Regions from separate parts of the Homo sapiens genome. Here region 1 is linked to region 2. A link is an interaction called in ENCODE POLR2A ChIA-PET data of the cell type or tissue named here. Cell type or tissue: PC-3. All regions are shown on one strand. Links, peaks and the distances in the headings refer to the core of each region. The heading gives the core; the rest is flanking DNA.

What was found. ChIA-PET counts read pairs that join two places held together with the same protein. Peaks named below come from ENCODE experiments on the same cell type or tissue, not always from the same donor. Only the 100,000 strongest peaks of a DNase experiment are listed, where the experiment ranks them.
Region 1: POLR2A ChIA-PET joins it to region 2 with 29 read pairs; 2 of 35 experiments call an interaction of 5 or more read pairs at or near these places.

What each region holds. Positions count from the first base shown.
Region 1 is chrX:104,389,904-104,399,017 of GRCh38, forward strand. No RefSeq gene overlaps it. Among named protein-coding and RNA genes, the nearest start is that of ESX1, 140 kb to the left of the region's middle. In PC-3, for the core only: no CTCF peak of the experiment used is centred there; no DNase peak of the experiment used is centred there.
Region 2 is chrX:104,310,926-104,320,039 of GRCh38, forward strand. No RefSeq gene overlaps it. Among named protein-coding and RNA genes, the nearest start is that of ESX1, 61 kb to the left of the region's middle. In PC-3, for the core only: no CTCF peak of the experiment used is centred there; a DNase peak (open chromatin) is centred at 4,846; H3K27ac peaks cover 1,588 bases.

The DNA.
Region 1 (9,114 bases), core at 2,110-7,109, 79 kb after region 2:
GTCCCCTGCTGCCCAGAAGCCCTCTGGCCTCCTACGTTGGTGGCTTCCTACAGTGGGAAGCTAACTTTTCCTTTTTCATTTTCCATTCCCTCCAGCAAACTTACAGCTTCTTTTTGTTTGTTTGTTTGTTTTTGAGATGGAGTCTCTCTGTTGCTTAGGCTGGAGTGCAGAGGCGCAATCTCTGCTCACTGCAACCTCTGCCTCCAGGGTTCAAACGATTCTCCTGCCTCAGCCTCCCAAGAAGCTGGGATTACAGGCAAGTGCCACCATGCCCGGCTAATTTTTTGTATTTTAGTGGAAATGGGGTTTCATCATGTTGCCCAGGGTGGTCTCGAACTCCTGAGCTCAGGTGATCCTCCTGCCTCAGCCTCCCAAAGTGCTGGGATTTCAGGCATGAGCTACTGCACCCGGCCTAACTTACAGCTTCTAGGCTGATGACATCTTAACATGCCATCCATCCCAGAGTGATAAGCATTTGAAAAGAAGCTGCTCAGAGACAGCAAAACAGTTGGAAATTCTGGCAATAAAGCTAGCTGATAGGAAGAATCTTTTTTTTCTCCTCTCTCCTTTCCCTAGGTTGGAGAAGTGGCTTTCCCAGTGCTCTCAAACCTGATTATATTTAGTGCTGCTTTGTAGGTCATCAAATAACAAACAAGAAAAGAAACAACAAAACATCTTTAGCCAAAGGCCATCTGGTTAGACCATGAACTGGTTTTCCAATGTAAGTCAAGCCTCTTAACTTTATAATGAGGAAACCAAGTCCCAGAGAAGAAACATGATATGCCAAGTATTCTCCAGAGGGAAGTCTAGAATCCAGGCCTTTGTTGTTCCAGCTAAATGAGAATTATTTGTGTTTGGCTGCTCTGATTCTCCACCAGTGTTTCTGCTAAAAGTTGACATGGTATATTTAGTATTTTTCACAAGTAGGAGAGATACAAGGGAGTTTGATTTTGCAGATGTTCCCGTTGAAATCTAGAACAAAGTGCCACAAGAACACATGCTAATGAATAGGAAAGTGTGGAGCAAGGAACTGAGTTAAATGGATTGTGCTTGGCAGCTAGATCAATGAAAGAGCCCACAGAAAGGAAAATGAAGGTACGAGAAGCCTGGATTGAGAAAAAGTTGCGGTTAGATTTATTTTTCAGAGTTTTCTATGGAATCATTGTTGGGCATAACTTAACAAGGGAGTTTTGAAGAAAGACTTTCTCTTCAATTGGGCCAGCACATCTTGGGTAAAGCTGCACAATCGATATGTGTGTGAGATGCCCATTTCCATCTCAAGCAGGTCAAATAACCAGAATCCCCATTTGATGGTTTTCTAAAGTCTCCTTATCATATTGTGTGTTCAAAGTGGACCAAGCCTTCTCATTCAATTTCAATTTCTTGCTGCAGAGTGGGTCAACAACTGGGGTACCATCACTTTTGAAGAGTGGAGGAAATTGGGAGAACTCTGATCCCTCGTCTGCCCTTCTGGTTTTCAGGAGAATTACGTAGAGGTGGGGAGACAGTGTAAGATCAACCTCAGGTATTTTTTTTTTTTAATGAAGTATTCAGTGATGAACCTGGGCAATGTGCATGACACAGACCTTAAAAGACTTTAAGGCCTGGCGCGGATCCTGCCCAGGAAATACTTAAGGCATTTGCTCTAATACTGGCTTCTTCCCTGCCTTTACCTCTCTTGCACATTGTTCTTTCACAGCATCCAGTCATAGATGTAAGACTGCAGACAACCTCTGACTGCCAGGCTGTCTGCATTGAACACATAGGAGCAATTCCCCATGTCCCCTGATCCCCGAATTTCCTAGTTGATAGGGTATGTCAGGGTATTGTTTCAAATCATTCAAATCTATTTCAAATCGTCACTGATTGTCCTGAGGCTGAGCTTCAAATCTTTTTTTCTTTCCAGAAGCAGAGAAAACAGCTCATGGGTTGCCCAGGTGCAGGGTGGAGTGGGGAAGAGAAGCAGGAGGGCCCTTCCTCAGCATTCACAATCCTCCCCATCCACACATTGTCCTGCAGTCTCTAGTATAGGAGTCCTTCGGGAGCGAACAAAAGGCTTTCTTGACTGGATAAAGTAGCACACCAACCCCCATGGCTCACCTGGCAAACAAAACAGAGTAAGGCTGGGTGAGGATGGGAAAAGACTTGGTGGAGCTGTGAGTAGAATCTGTCTTGCTGAACAGAGTCTTATTTGCAGTGTCACACTGGGCGTGGAAAGCTGTGAGTGCTGCCACAAGGGAAGAGCAGATGGGGGAGTGACATAGCTCTCAGCAACCAGGACTAGATATAGAAAAGTAGAGAAGAGGCTAGAGGTGGTTTTTTGAAGTCAGCATGAAACAGAATTTATTCAGAAGCAAACCCGAACTTCCTGAGATTTCTGAGCAGATGAAGCAGAAAAGGTGCTGAGCAGTTGCCCTAAACTGTCAATAACAGTGAATCAAACATTCATGAGTTTAAAATCAGAATACAGTCTATAGCCTTGAGGCTGAATCTGAACTAAGGCTAACAACCAGTTAAGAGAGTTGCCTGTTCTAGACTCTTCCTTAAGCTAGTAACACCTGAAGCTGGAAGTAGACACTTCGGTTAACGTACATTTTTTAGTGTTTATTTCTTTCTTCATGGCAACTTGGCTAACTGGGTTGATGTGGTGCCAGCTCAGCAGGGAATGAGCCTGGGCTTGTTGATTTACAGCAGGGCCCATTTACTCGTTTGGTTTCAATTTTAAAACCTTAGATAGAATTTAAAATCAGTGGCGTTAGAGTGGACCTAGTAATCTATTCAAAATTTAAAAAATGTTTTTGAGTAGCCTTCCTTAAATCAGAGGGAAGAGAGTGCTTTTCTGAAATTCAGAATGCTTGGCATTTTAAAATTCATAATAGCAATCATCTCGGTCCAGATTTATTACTAATATGTGAAAGAAGAAAGGAGTATTCAGTTAATGGATACTTGGAAGGGTCCTACAACTGCTTTAGATGTAAGGGCTCCAAGAAAGACACTAAGAATGATGTTTGGGAGGGAACTACAGGTATGCCCAAGGCACAAGCAGAGAAGGATAAAGCAATGGGATGAGAGAAACAGGATAGGGACACAGAGGAGGGACTCCAGAGAAAAGGTAGAGAGAAAGTGGTGCATATGGGTCAAGGACTACCTAAGGTGCTGATAACTTAGATTTCCTTTCCTTACTTTAGGCTCCAGGAGGCATCTGGGGCTTACTGCTGGGCTGCGACCTTGATGTTTTCAAAATGTTGATAGCATAAACCTGCAGTGTGACTATTTAAACTGTCTCTGACATCTGCCATTTTCATCACCACTCCAACTTGGTTTGTTCATTTATTGAACAGATATATGTGGAGTGCCTCACACATGTGCACATCAATGAAGAAAACAGACAAAAATCCCTCCTTTAGTGAACTTTACATTCTAGAAGGGGAGGAGGATAATACACATATAACAGGAGATAATTTCAGATTATGGTAAATGTTATGAATTAAACAGAAATGTATGTTAGAATGACACACAGTGCATGTGTATATGCTCATACTAATTTAGTCTGGATAGTAACAGAAAGCATCACCAAGGAGGTGACATTTGAGTAGAGACCTGAATGATAGGAAAGAGCCACCCAGTCAGACTTGGGGGAAGAACATGTGATATACCGGGAAGAACAAGTGCAAAGACCCCAGGGCAGGAATAAGCTCTATGTGCTTGAGGAGCAGCAGGAAGGCCAGTGTAGCTACAGATTTTTGAATGAGGGAGAGAGTGGTAGGAGATAAGGTTAGAGAGGTAGACAGTGGCCAGATAAGCTAGAACTCTGTAGGCTCTGGAAAGAATTTAGATTTTATTCTTAGAGCAATGGGAAGCCATTGGTGGGTTTTAAGCAGGGTTTTTACCTGATACGGTGTATTTTTGTTTGTTTGTTTAGAGATCACTCATTTACTTTGTGAAGATTGAATTGTAAGAGGGAAAGACCAGAGACAAGACTACCTATCTGTAAGCTATTTGAAAAGTCTAGGCTGGAGATAATGGTGACTTGGACTAAGGTGATGGTAGTTGGAGGATATAGGATATGTTGTGAATATACATTTGACAGAACATTCAGATGAATTACATACTAGATATGAGGGAAAGGGAAGAGTTGATGGTTAACCCATGCGACTTGGATAACTTGTGGTACATTTACTGAGCTAGGAAAATCATCCACCTCAGTCAGTGGGAGTTTGTTTTTGGGTGAATGAGGGGACTACAGTTTGGGACATGTTGAGATATATATTTAGAATCTCTGAGACAATGGCAGGCAACTGGGAATATAAATGTGGAACTACATAGGACATCAAGCCTGGGGATATAAATTTTTGAGTTGTCATTTAAAGCGATATGGTTGGAAAAGGTCACCAAGGGTTAATAAGTGAAGATAGAGAAAAGGAGACAGTCAATGGGACCAAGCCCTGGGTTAAACCTTCATTTAGAGGTTGAGCGAAGGAGAGTAGCAAACAAAGGAAACTGGTAGAACAGTCATTAAGGTAGGAGGAAAACTAGGAAGGTATCTTGGATACTAACAGAAAAGAATATTTGAAGAAAGAGGGATTGTATTTTCCAAAGATGACCATAATAATAACTCCTCTCCCACATGCTTTAGTTACACTGTGAGCATGTATATCCCTTCCTTTTGAGCTTGGGTGGACTTTTGTGAATTGCCCTGACCCATAGTGAGCGATACAAGTGACATTATGTGACTTCTGAGAGTAGGTCAGAAAATATAATTCTGATTCTGTTGGGCTCTCTTTCTCTCTCTTGAGACATGAGCCTTTGGAGCCCTGAGCTGCTATGTCAGAAGTCTAATGACATTGACACCACTGTGCTGTATAAACCACATGAAGAGACCACATAGAGATAGGGGAGAGAAGTCTAATGAGCCCAGATGTTCTAGTCCCCATCTATTTGAGCCTTTTCAGAGCAAGCACCAGACATATGAGTGAACAGTCCTTCAGACGATTCCAGCCCCAGGCATTATCTGACTGCAGCCCTGTGAGACATAGGAGCTACCTGAATTGTTTCCAAATACCTGACCCTCAGAAATTGGGAGAGATACTAAATGATTGTTAAGCCACTAAGATTGGGGTGCTTTTTTAAATGCAGAAATAGATAATCAGAACAGGGATGAAGAAAAAAATATCTATTGGATTTGGCAACATAGAGATGGTTGATGACTTTAGCAAGAGCATGTTCAATGGAGTACAGAGATGGAAGCCCAAATGGAGCGGATTGAGGAGAGAATAGTAAGGGATAAAATAAATGACAGTGGTTAAATGATTCTTTCAATATTTCAATTAGGGGGATTGAAGATATGGGAAAGTATTTAGAGGGATCAAGGGAAGATTTTTCCTTATTAAAATGGCAGCTACTTAAGCATGTTCATGTGATGATGGAGAAAACTCAGAAGAAATAATAAATTTATAATAGAAGAGAAAATGACTCAGTTCCTCATTACCTCTTACTTGGACTATTGTAATTGCTTCCTGAAGTGTTTTGTCTGTTTCTGATTTCTTCCTACTCTGTTTATGCTACATACTACTACTAAATTTTTCTAGATTCAAGTGCCCTTTTCATCATATCATACCCTGTTCAAATAAAACAAAACAATGTTGGCTACTTCTCCTTTGCCTTACTCATCAGACTACAGTTCCAGAACTGGAAGGAAACAAAGATCCTCTAATACCTTCTCCTTTTAGGTACAGAACGCAACAGAAAACAACAGCACATAACAGGTACTTTTAGGTACAGTACGGAAGTATTAATTCTAATGTTCAGTATCCACGTAGTTGCCAATATGAAAAATGGATATCATGCCTTATGTAAGTTACATCTAAACCTGTGCCTATATATTAAGAGTAATAGATACTGTTTGATGTTGGAAAATATTCCTAGCAGCCATGTGCAATTGTTAAATGCCATGCTAATTCATGAATACTTCTGGAACCATGAATTATAATACGAGGGAAGCATGAAAATGGATGATTGGCATTTCTGAGAAACAATACTTCCTTATGCAAGACTCTATTACATTCATATGGGCAATTAATTTGCCTTTTCTTTTGCCAATGCTTTTCTCCTTCCCAAATACTCTCCATGTGCTAAGACATTGTCAGCCTTCAAAGTTGGCAGAAGTACAACCTCCAAACCTGCATGGCATGCAGACCGCGTTGCCTTTTGTTTTGAGAACACAGGGCAGTAAATATAGAAATCATTGTCTGAACAGCATTAACCATGAGAGTGGGTGTTGAGGGATATGGATAAAGGTGTAACAGTGCTGAATCCTGGATCCGGAGTGACAGAGGCAGTTAAGTGTTTTTGGTAAGTGTAATGTGTTTGAGTGGGTGTGTTAGTGATATGCATAATTTTCTAAAGCTTGGGACCTAGGCCAGGGTTCCCTCTTGACCAGAACTAAGGGTGGAGCTGATCAGGACATTTATCATAGATAATATTTCCTTGCTTATTTTGTATGCCCCACTTGATCATGAGGTGCTCAAGGAGTTTTTTCATATTTTATTCCATGTCTCTATTTCATCCCTTCCGCCACAGCCTTAGTTGTGGCCACCATCATCCCTACTTTGATCACGGCCACAGTCCATCAACTGGTCCCCATGTTTGCTTTCTCCAAACCATATTCTATATCTGGCTTCCACAGGGACATTTCTAAGATATACAGCTTCTAAGAAGAAAATATTAGAGCTTCTATTTATGTTTGTTTTTATTCATTGTTTAGTTTTTTTATATTTGTGTGTGTTTCATGTGCATAGTGTCTTAGAATGGTAGCACTTGTGTATAACGTATACATTAATAGATGAATATGTAAATCAGAGGTGCATGCTGTCTCTTTGCTTTCAAGAGAATGAGATAGCAAAAGTGCAAGAGACATGTGTCTCTAGGATCAAGTTCAAGCACCTTAGTATGGCAGTGGAGGCCTTGCATGATCTGTTTCCACCTCCTTTCACATCAAAGGCAGGAGCAAACCCTGAGGAGCATACAGTGCAGGTGATGGAAATAATTATGATCCAGCAAGCAGAACACAGCACAACAGGGTTTGGCAGGTAATAATCCTGGCATGTCCTCTCTGTCAGGGGCTTCAATGCAAAGTAATACAGACTTCTAGAATCCAGTTGCAGATTCTAGAGGTTCAGGCAGGCTGGCAGTTGTCCAGTATCAAAGAAGGCTGTCAGGAGGTAGCAGGCCTCATGGTTAGACTGGACTGGGGCTCAGGGCCAGGACTATAGTTCCTGGGAAGGAGAGGACTGGCAAGAGCAACACAGTGCTCTAGTGCTTGAGGGATGGGAGAACTATGAAGGTATTAATTTAGAGGCAAATCTCTTTGGGGCAGGATGTTTCCCTACCACCGCACCAGAACCTTTCACAGGGACAGCTCCTAGATAGTCTTGTTATTTTGAATCCACTCACACATGCCCACACTATTCAGTTAGAGAGGGAGAGAGTACTCACAGCCCCACAGCTGCACTGGGCTTAGGCAAAGGGGAAAAGGCAGTAGCAAGAACTTAGGAAGGACTGTAGGGGGAACTGTGCCACAGGAGCAAGAGGACTGTGTTTTTCACAGAACTGGGACCTGAGGTAAGGGCTGACCCAGCAGAAAGTGTGGCTTGAGACAAAGTCCCACAGTGTTGGGAAGGTATGGCTGAAAACCTTCTGCCCTATGGTCAGGGTGAATCCTAGAGTGCGGGGCAGATCCGAGCCTGCAGCTGGGAGTGCATGACCCTCACAAAGTAACCCCAGTCATGGGGAAGGATGCAGCAGAGACTGAGTATGAGACAGGGCCTGACTCCACATTGCTCTCTGAGACCGGCATTCAAAGTCCTTCACAATTTGTCCCCACAATAATAATAACAACTGACATCTGGTGAGCACTTACTATGTGCCAGCCACTGCTCCCAGTTATGTGTATTAACTCAGTGAATACTGAAAACAACCGTATGATGATTCTATTCCTGTCCCCATTCTGAAGATGAGGAGACTGAGGCACATAGATTGATCATTTGACCAGGAATACATACCCAGGAAGAGGAGGAGCTAAGATTCACACAGAAGCAGCCTGTCACCAAAGCCCATCTCTTAACCTCTGCACAGTGGTGCTTCTCCATGTAGCATGCCAGTCTTTATTCTCAATCCCAAATTTTCATGTATGCAATGCCACTGCCAATTTGGATGTCTCGCTGTTTTATGAGTAGGTTTTGTGTGCCTTTCTTTCCGAAGGCCTTTCCAACATTCTTTGGCCTCTGATAATATGACTGGAATGCCCTTCTTGCTACTCTCAATTTATCCAAATTATACTTGCACTCCAGGTGCCAGCTCAGGTCTTCTTTTGCCTGACCCTTAATCACTAGCCTGGCTGAGCTAATGGCTGAGCTGTGGCTTTGCAGGCTTTGCAGCTGATTGGAGCTTAAAGGGCAGAGTCCTAGTCCCAACTCTGGCACCAGCAGCTGTGGGGCTGTGGAGTACTCTCTCCTTCTCTGACTGAATGGAGTGTGCGTGTGTGAGTGGATTCAAAATAACAAGACTACCTGGGAGCTGTCCCTGTGAAAGGTTCTGGTGCTGTGGTAGGGAAACAGCCTGCCCAAAGAGATTTGCCTCTAAATTAATACAGTCAGGGGAGAGGGGGCACTTCAGTGTGCTTCAAAATGATTAGATTTGGGTTTGGCTTCCCTTATTCTTTTTAGACAACAGCGTGTTTCTACTCTCTCAGGAGTGTTGACTCTGGGATGGCATCACTTGTGTTAGTTCCCAATAACCTTGACAGAGTTTGTAATTACAGAGTGGCAGCAGAGAGAATGCAGAGGCAAGTGCATGCTAGAGCAATTGCTAGACAAAGAGTACACAGGGCAAGTGACAAGCAGAGGGCAATGGGTAGGCTTGTGGGAAGGGGGCAGGAGGCAGGGAAGGAAGCATTCAAGAAAGGATATTGGCACAAGTTGTGCGACTCCTTTTGGAAAAGGATTGTGCCGTCATCAAAGCTTTAGGGGTTCCAGAAGTTTTGTATGAAAGGGAGTCAAAAGTCACCCTTTTATTCTTCTTATTGGTTCACGTGCTCATAGTCCCTAATTCTCTTTA
Region 2 (9,114 bases), core at 2,143-7,142:
CAGGGAGAAAGAAAACAGAACAGCTGTTTTTGATTCTTTCTTCCCTTCCACTCAGCTCATTTGCATACTGAGTAAAGGGCCTACAGCCTGGCAACTATTTTGCCCATTAGTCTATTGTACAAGGGTTTGTGTCTCCTAAAGATAATTTCCTTTGTTGTTTCTGAATGAAGGATGAGAGTGTCTCAGCTGCTATTGCTGCATTGCATTGCTTTGTTCAGGGAAGAGGAAGAGAAAACGGCCTTTTTTTTTTTTTTTTTTTTTGCAAACTCCCTGGTATTCTGGATATTTTAGGCAAAGCTCTTGCCTCTGTTTGGGGCAGAGCAGGTCTGGGTTGGGACTGCTGAAAGATCTTTCTGCCCCAGAGAAACTCAGAAATTGGAACTCACAAGAAAGGTCTTCAGCAGCCTCAAAGCACTCCTCTCTTCCCAGGGGCCCATTGCCCTTACACCGCCTCCACACTGCCCCAGTTGTTTTTATCTACATTAGACCTTTCTGGACAACACTCCAAGATCTAGATTTTTCTCAGATCACCTTCCTTTGCCTGATTTCTGTTCCTCAGTGTCTCTTCTCTCTTTCCAAAGGTTGTCCTTGGCTTCCTTTCCTTTCCTTCGTCTTTCTGTCTCTCTCTCTTTCTTTCTCTCTTTCTTTCTTTGTTTTTTTTTTTTTTTTTTGAGACAGAGTCTTGCTCTGTTACCCAGGCTGGAGTGCAGTGGTATGATCTCGGCTCACTGCAGCCTCTGCTTCCTGGGTTCAAGCGATTCTCGTGCCTCAGCCTCCAGAGTAGCTGGAGTTACAGTCATGTGCCACCACGCCCAGCTAACTTTTGTATTTCTAGTGGAGACGGGTTTTCACCATGTTGGCCGGGCTGGTCTTGAACTCCTGACCTCAGGTGATTCAACCCCCTTGGCCTCCCAAAATGCTGAGATTACAGGCGTGAGCCACCACACCCGGCCTGGCTTCATTCCTGTTTGTTTTTGTTTTTTCTGAGATAGACTCGATGCGATGCCCAGGCTGGAGTGTAATGGCGCGATCTCAGCTCACTGCAACCTCCACTTCCCGGGTTTAAGCTATTCTTCTGCCTCAGCCTCCCGAGTAGCTGGGATTACAGGCGTGGGCCACCACACCATGCCCAACTAATTTTTGTATTTTTAGTAGAGATGGGGTTTCACCATATCAACTGGGTTCAAGCGATTCTCGTGTCTCAGCCTCCAGAGTAGCTGGGGTTACAGTCATGCGCCACCACGTCCAGCTAATTTTTGTATTTTTAGTGGAGACGGGGTTTCACCATGTTGGCCAGGCTGGTCTCAAACTCCTGATCTCAGGTATTCTGCCCACCTTGGCCTCCCAAAGTGCTGGGACTGCAGGTGTGAGCCACCATGCCTGGCCCTGGCTTCATTTCTGAATGTACAATTCTGAATGTATGTGGCAGTGTAGCAGGGCGTATGTATTGCCTCTTCCTGGACTGTCACTTTTTCTTGGTGGCAACTAACTTGAACATACCCTGGAGTAGAATGCAAAATGTCCTCAAATCTCTAAGATAAAATAATAGCTAACATCCATCAAATGCTTACTATGTATCAGGTTCTATTCAAAGAGCTTACTACATAGTAAATGATTTAATCTTTGCAACAACCCTAAGAGGTTTTATCCACATTTTGTGGATGGAAAACTAAGGCACAGTGAGGTTAAATGACTTGCCCAAGGGCAAAGAGCTGAGTACATGGCAGTCCACACTCTTAGCTACAACGCTCAATTTCCTGTCCAGGACACATTGGGCTGGGTCCCCAGACCTCCTAGGGAATTTCCTCTGCTATTCGGAGAAGGGTAGCTCTTCTCTTTAATGAATTTATACTTTGACCTGGACCTTTGATTTCAGTAACTTTCTCTCAAAGGAATAATTCTGGTATTGGGTTTGGGGGCCAGCGACAGGTTAGTGGAGTAGCTAACTTGAAATTAGGGTTCTTTTTTGTGTCCTCAGGTCAAATCAGACCAGAGGTTAGTCACCTTCTCTGTTTATTCATTAGATCAGGAATATAAATGGGCATAGCAGGTATGAGTTTTTAGTCCACATCACCAAGCGCAATGCTATGGACTGAAATGTGTCCCTTCCCACCCCCCACCCCCATTCATATGTTGAAGCCCTAACCTCCAATGTGACTATATTTGGAGATAAAATATTTAGAACAGAATTACAGTTAAATGAAGTAATGTTTGGACCCCTGATCCAATAGAATTAATGTCCTTATAAGAAGAAGCACCAGAGAGCATGGGAGCACCTTTCTCTTTGTCTTCCTTCCTCCCTCTCTGTGCCTCCCTCCTTCCTTTCCTCCCCAGCCCCACTTTCCCCTCCTTTTCCTCCCTTCACCTTCCTCCCTCTTTGTCCCCCTTTTCTTCCCCTCCCTCTTCTTTCTCCCTCTCTCCCCCTCTTTCTCTCTGTGTCTGTGCACAAAGAAGAGGTCATGTGAGCACATAGCAAGATGGTGGCTGCCCGCAAGCCAAGAGAAGAAGCCTCAGAATGAAACCTACCTTGCCAGCACCTTGATCTTGGTTGGACTTCTCAGCCTCTAGAACTGTGAGAAATAAATTGAAGTTGCTCAAATGATCCTCCCACCTCAGCCTCCCAAGTAGCTGGGACTACAGGCGTGCACCACCACACCTGGCTAATTCTTAAAATTCTTTGCAGAGACAGGGCCTCTCTATGTTGTCTGTGCTGATCTTGGACTCCTAGACTCAAGCGATCCTCCGGCCTCGGCCTCCCAAAGTGCTGGATTACAGGCGTGAGCCACTGTGCCCGGTCTCTGTCTCACTCTGTCACCCAGTGATGCAATCACGGCTCACTGCAACGGCCGCCTCCTGAGGCCAGGTGATTTTCCCACCTCAGCCTCCTGAGTAGCTGAGACTACAGGTGCACACCAGCCACCACGCCCCAGCTATTTTTTTTTCTTTTTGAGACAGAGTCTTGCTCTGTCTTGATCTTGGCTCACTGCAATCTCTGCCTCCCAGGTTCAAGTGATTCTCCTGCCTCAGCCTCTTGAGTAGCTGGAATTACAGGCACCCGCCACCACGCCCGGCTAATTAGTAGAGACAGGGTTTCACCATGTTGGCCAGGCTGGTCTTGAACTCCTGACCTTAGGTGATCCACCCGCCTTGGCCTCCCAAAGTGCTAGGATTACAGGCTTGAGCCACTGAGCCTGGCTAATTTTTTTTTTTTTTTTTTGTAGAGTCTGGGTTTTGCTGTGTTACCGAGGCTGGTCTCAAACTCCTGGACCCAAATGGCCTGCCTGCCTTGGCCTCCCAAAGCGTTGGGATTACAGGCGTGACCCACCTTGCCCTGCCTGTTTCTTTCTTTATTTTTTTCTTTCTTTTCTTTTTCTTTTTTTTTTTGAGACAGAGTCTTGCTGTGTCACCCGGGCTGGAGTGCAGTGGTGCGATCTCAGCTCACTGCAACCTCCGCCTCCTGGGTTCAAGCTACTCTCCTGCCTCAACCTCCCAAGTAGCTGGGATTACAGGCGCTCGCCACCATGCCTGGATAATTTTTGTATTTTCAGTAGAGACGGGGTTTCTCCAAGTTGGCCAGGCTGGTTTTGAACTCCTGACCTCAGGTGATCCGCCTGCCTCGGCCTCCCAAAGTGCTGGGATTACAGGCGTGAGCCACTGCGCCTGGCCCTGTTTCTTTATTTCTATAAATTAAATAGAGTCTTTTCAGAGCCCCCAACATGGTATATGGACAGGGAATTACATCTCTGTTATTTTGAGGGTTTCCTACAATCTCCCGGGAGATCACTAAAGAGTCCTGGGCTTTTTTTGTGCCAGAAAATCAGGAGAGGGCCAGATCCTTAGTTCTTAGTGGTTTCATCTTTTCTCTTGCTCCTTGGTCTCCCAGAGGCGGCCATCATGTGCAGGTCCTTATCAATTGCCTTTGGCACTGCTGCTCCAAGTGGGTCCAGAGATACCTCTCACTCAGGTCTTCCTTTTGATTGCTTACCTGTCGGGGGTGCTGTACCTGCATGGGGTGCACCGGTTTTACTACTCAGTTCTCTGACCCCTCCCAGTCTCAGCAGAAGGAAGGGCAAGCTGTCTCGAGCCCTTCTCTCTGTGTAATGATACTCAAAGCCCTTCTCTCTGTGTGAATACAGTATAATCCCCTTCATTAATACTTCAGACCAGGGGTTGATAGCTTTTTTTCTGGAAAGGCCTCCAGCTATTTTAGGTTTGTAGACTATATGGCCTCTGTTGCAAATATTCACCTCAGCTAGAAAGGAGCCATAGACTATAAGTAAATGAACAGGTATGTCTGTGTACCAGGAAAAAAACTTCATTTGTGGACATAGAAATTTGAATTTAATACAATTTTGTGTGTCATGAAATATTATTTTGATTTATTTTCCCAACCATTAAAAAAAATCTAAAAACCATTCTTAGCTCACAGGTTGTACAAAGACAGGCCTCTGAGCCATAGGTTGCTGACCCCTGCTTTAGACTCTTTCTACTGAAAGCATGGATGCATGAACCAGAGGTGTCAGCAGCATTTGGGAGCTTGTTAGAAATGCAGAAGCTCAGGTCTCACTGCAGACCTACTCAATGTGAATCTGAATTTTAATAAGATCCCCAGGTGATCTGTATACACATTAAAGTTTGAGAAGTACTGATTTAGAAGTCTAGTGCTGGCTTTTCTTTTCTGGACACTGGGGAGGGCGGAGAAGATGCTAACACCAGTTATCAGATATTTTTCTGAATACAATCCGTTGCTATCTCAACACTGACCATCCAGCCTGATTTTGGCTGTTGCCCTTTCCTGAATGGCACAGCACTTCATAAATGTGGGTTATCGCCAGCTTAGTCATGCTAATCCACATATCATTTGCACTTGACCTCAGAATGAATCATTAAATGTTTTTGGCAGATCTACTTTTCTAGTTCTAGTTTACTTCTTTTCCACTTGCTGAGTTGAGCACCAGCTAAGTATTATGGAAGAGAGGAGGCTTTGGGGCATTCTTGGAAACAAGGTCAAAACAACCTGGACTTAAAATTTTGCTGTAGCTAATTCCCACAGCATATGCAAATTTAGTAATACAATGCATGGACCACAACTATGGAAAATTTCAGCAAAACTAGAAAAATGTTTTTTAGAATTTCACATACCTTTAGATACCATATTAGTTTTTGTTTTGTAGTCTTTTTCTTTTTCTTTTCTTTTCTTTTCTTTTCTTTTTTTTTGTTTTGAGACAGAGTCTCACTCTGTCTCCCCGGCTGGAGTGTGGAGTGCAGTGGCATGATCCCGGCTCACTGCAACCTCTGCCTCCCGAGTTCAAGAGATTCTCCTGCCTCAGCCTCCCGAGTAGCTGGGATTACAGGCACCCACCACCACGTCCAGCTAATTTTTGTATTTTTAGTAGAGACGGGGTTTCACCATGTTGGCCAGGCTGGTCTCAAACTCCTGGGCTCAAGTGATTGACCCACCTTGGTCTTCCAAAGTGCTGGAATTACAGGCGTGAGCTACCATGCCTGGCCTGTAGGCTTTTTCTTATTGTTTTTCCTAGGGTAATATTAAAATGAATTTGTATTCCAAGAACACACATCTGAGGACATAGGGTATTCAAAGGCATTGGGGGAAGCCTCACTGAGATTAAAATTTTCCTTTAGATAATTTGTGGGTTGATGTGCAACAAGCGTCATGAGGCGAGAATGTATAGATAATTAAGATGTGAGTTTTATCTGCCTTGGGCTGTTTATGATCATACTTGTCTCCCAGATATACTTGGTGAATTGGATATCAACCCTCTCATCATAAATTATCAGTGAATCCTGCCCAGGACTCTGAGGATGCCACAAGTGGGGAAGCAGGAGGAAGACTTCTGCTTTTCTCTTTCCAAGTCTTGTGGTCGTTAAAGTTTGATATCCATTAATGCATAAGTGTCATCACCCCGCTGAAAATGCAGCTCTTCTGTATGTGTTTTGATTACCTTGTCAGAGGCCAGGCAGAGAGAGGTTGAACAGCAGTGCTGCTCCTGCACTGTTATTTCTGCTTCCATTACTTGTCCCATCTGTCAGTTTCAGGAACATTCATATCTATGGAGCCATTATTTTTAGTGCTGTAATTATCTTGGATGTCTAAAAACACAGTGTATCATGTTGGTCACATCATGGGTTGTAAAAAAGGTAGGTAGCCTTTCAAGGGGTGTAGGTTTATGGAACACGTTCCCAACACACTTGGGCGTGTGGCAGATTAAATGGGTACATTTCTTTGTCTCTTAAGAGTCAGCCTCTGAAGCAAGTCCCTAATGTTTGCTCTGGCCTTAAAATGTGCTTTATTTTTTTACTTTTATTTTTATTTCTTTGAGACACAGTCTAGGTCTGTCATCCAGGCTGGAGTGCAATGGCGTGATGTTGGCTCACTGCAGCTTCTGCCTGCTGCGTTCAAGTGATTCTCGTGCCTCAGCCTCCCCAGTAGCTGGGATTACAGGTGCATACCACCATGCCCAGCTAATTTTTGTATTTTTAGTAGAGACAGGGTTTCACCATGTTGGCCAGGCTGGTTTTGAACTCCTGACCTCAGGTGATCTGCCTGCCTCGGCCTCCCAAAGTGCTGGGATTACAGGTGTGAGCCACTGCGCCCAGCCCAAATGTGCTTTAAAACTTTCTCATCATCTCCTACTCCTCATAGGCTTTTTAGTTTACCCATCACTCAACCTGCCTCTCGATTTGATCTTCCTGGCCTGTGCCCTGTGTGCTAATCTCATCTTCCCGATGGGTAGGAACCACAATAATAGGTAACCTGTATTGGGTATTTACTCTGTGCCAAGCACCTTACAAACCTTATCTTACTTAGTCCTCTCACAGCAACCCTACAAGGTGGATATCATTGCTGTTCCCATTTAACAGAGGAGGAAACTGAAGAATAGTAAGTAACTTGCTCTAAGGCTACACAGCTAGTACTTTCTAGAGCTGGGATTTTGGTGCTGACTCCAGTGCACATGCTCTTTTTTGTTTGTTTTTGATGGGTTTCTTTTGATTTTTTAATTTTTTTTTTTACAAATTATAATTGTATACAATGATGGGATACACAATGATGTTATGATATATGTATGCTGCATTAGTCCATTTGCATTGCTGTAAAGGAATACCTGATGCTGGGTAATTTATAAAGAAAGAGTTTTATTTTGGCTCATGGTTCTGTAGGCTGTACAAGCAACATGACACTGGCAGACCTCAGAAAACTTAAAAGGAGGAACCTGCCATATCACTTGGTGAGAACAAGCAAGAGAGAGAAGGGGGAAGTCCAAGACTTTTAAACAACAGATCTTGTGTGAACTAACTGAGGGTGAGCTAGAACTCACTCATCACCAAGGGATGGCTCTAAGCCATTCATGAGGGATCTGCCTCTAAGAAAGAAATACCCCCACCAGGCCTCACCTCTGACACTGGGGATTACATTTCACCATGAGATTTTAGGGGACAAACATCAAACCATATCACATACAGTGTGGAATGATAGAATCAATCTAAATTACATACCTATCACCTTAAATACTTATCAGGTATTCCTCCCGTCTTACTGCAGCTTTGTAACCTTTGATTGACATCTCTTCATTCCCCCAATGCCCCAGTCTCTGATAACTCCTCTCTGCTTCTGTGAGTTCCATTGTTGTAGATTCCACATGTAAGTGAGAGCATGTGGTTTTTGTCTTTCTGCCAGTGCATTTGCTCGTAACTACTGTTCTACTGCATTCAAATAACAATGCCTAACATTTACTGAGTGCCTACCTTTTGGCTAAGCACTGGGCTAAGCTCTTTGTATGTATTAGCTCACTTGCTTAATCCTCTTAATGATCCTGTAAAGTAGGTTTTATTATGAGCCGTGATTTTCAGAAAAAGAGACTGGGGCACAGAGATGTTAAATAACTTACCTGAGTCACACCATTCAACAGTGCCAGACGGAAGTAACCTTTGGACACAGAGCACTCTGGCTCCAGAGTCTACACTGTTAGTCACTCTCTTATACTGCCTTCCAGCTGTCTGCTGGGGCAAGGCAGAGGATGTGTGGTGTGTTCCTTTGGGTGTGTTCCTTTTGGGAGACAGTGGGGAGGGAGAGGTAACAACTGCAATTCACTTCCTGCCAATTGTTACCTTGTGAGAATCAAAGCTACCAGTTTTTAAGAGAGGCCCCAGATCTGGATCTTTATATAAAATTTCCTTATTTTAAATATTGGGAACACATTCCAATTTTTAAAAAGCAGTATGCCCAATTAAAAACAATCTGTCGATAGGAAGCAGTAACTTATAGTTAAGGATATTTATTAAGTACTACTTATGAATACCGTGCTAATTCTAGGTATTATTATTCAGTGTAAGCCTATAGACTCCCCATTTTATGTATTAATTCTCAGCGTTGTTAAAAAGAAACGGGCAGCTGTGGTGGCCCACGCCTGTAATCCCAGCAGTTTGGGAGGCCGAGGCAGGCAGATTGCTTGATCTCAGGAGTTAGAGACCAGCCTGGGCAACATAGCAAAACCCCATCTCTACAAAAAAAAAATGAAGAAATTAGCTGGGCATGGTGGCAGGTGCCTGTGGCCCAAGCTACTCAGGAGGCTGAGGTAGGAAGTTCACTTGAGCCTGGGAAATCAAGACTGCAGTGAACTGTGATTGCGCCACTGCACTCCAGCTTGGATGTCAGAGTGACACCCTGTCTCCCTGTCTCAAAAAAAGGAAAAAAGAAAGAAAGAAAGAAAGAAAGAAAGAAAGAAACGGGTTCTCTCCCTGATTTCATCGGTAGCAAATAAGTTTAATTGATGGTTTATGTATATATTTTCTTTTATTTATTTTTATGCATATTTTAGAGTTGAATTTCTCAGTGAAGCTGTAAGACTGTTGGAAGAAAAATGTAAACTTTCAGAATTTAATATACCAGGGATGTGTGTTAAATTCTCTTACCTTTTTTCCAGATGTGAATAATTTGTAGGTAGAAATATTTATTTATGTAAACCTTGACCGCAGTGAACAAAACACACATACTACACATACCTACACATGTGCACACACATGTGCAGGCAACACTTTTGTGAGCCACATCTGACCCATGGGCTGTCAGTTTGCAACATCTGTTTCAGGGGACAT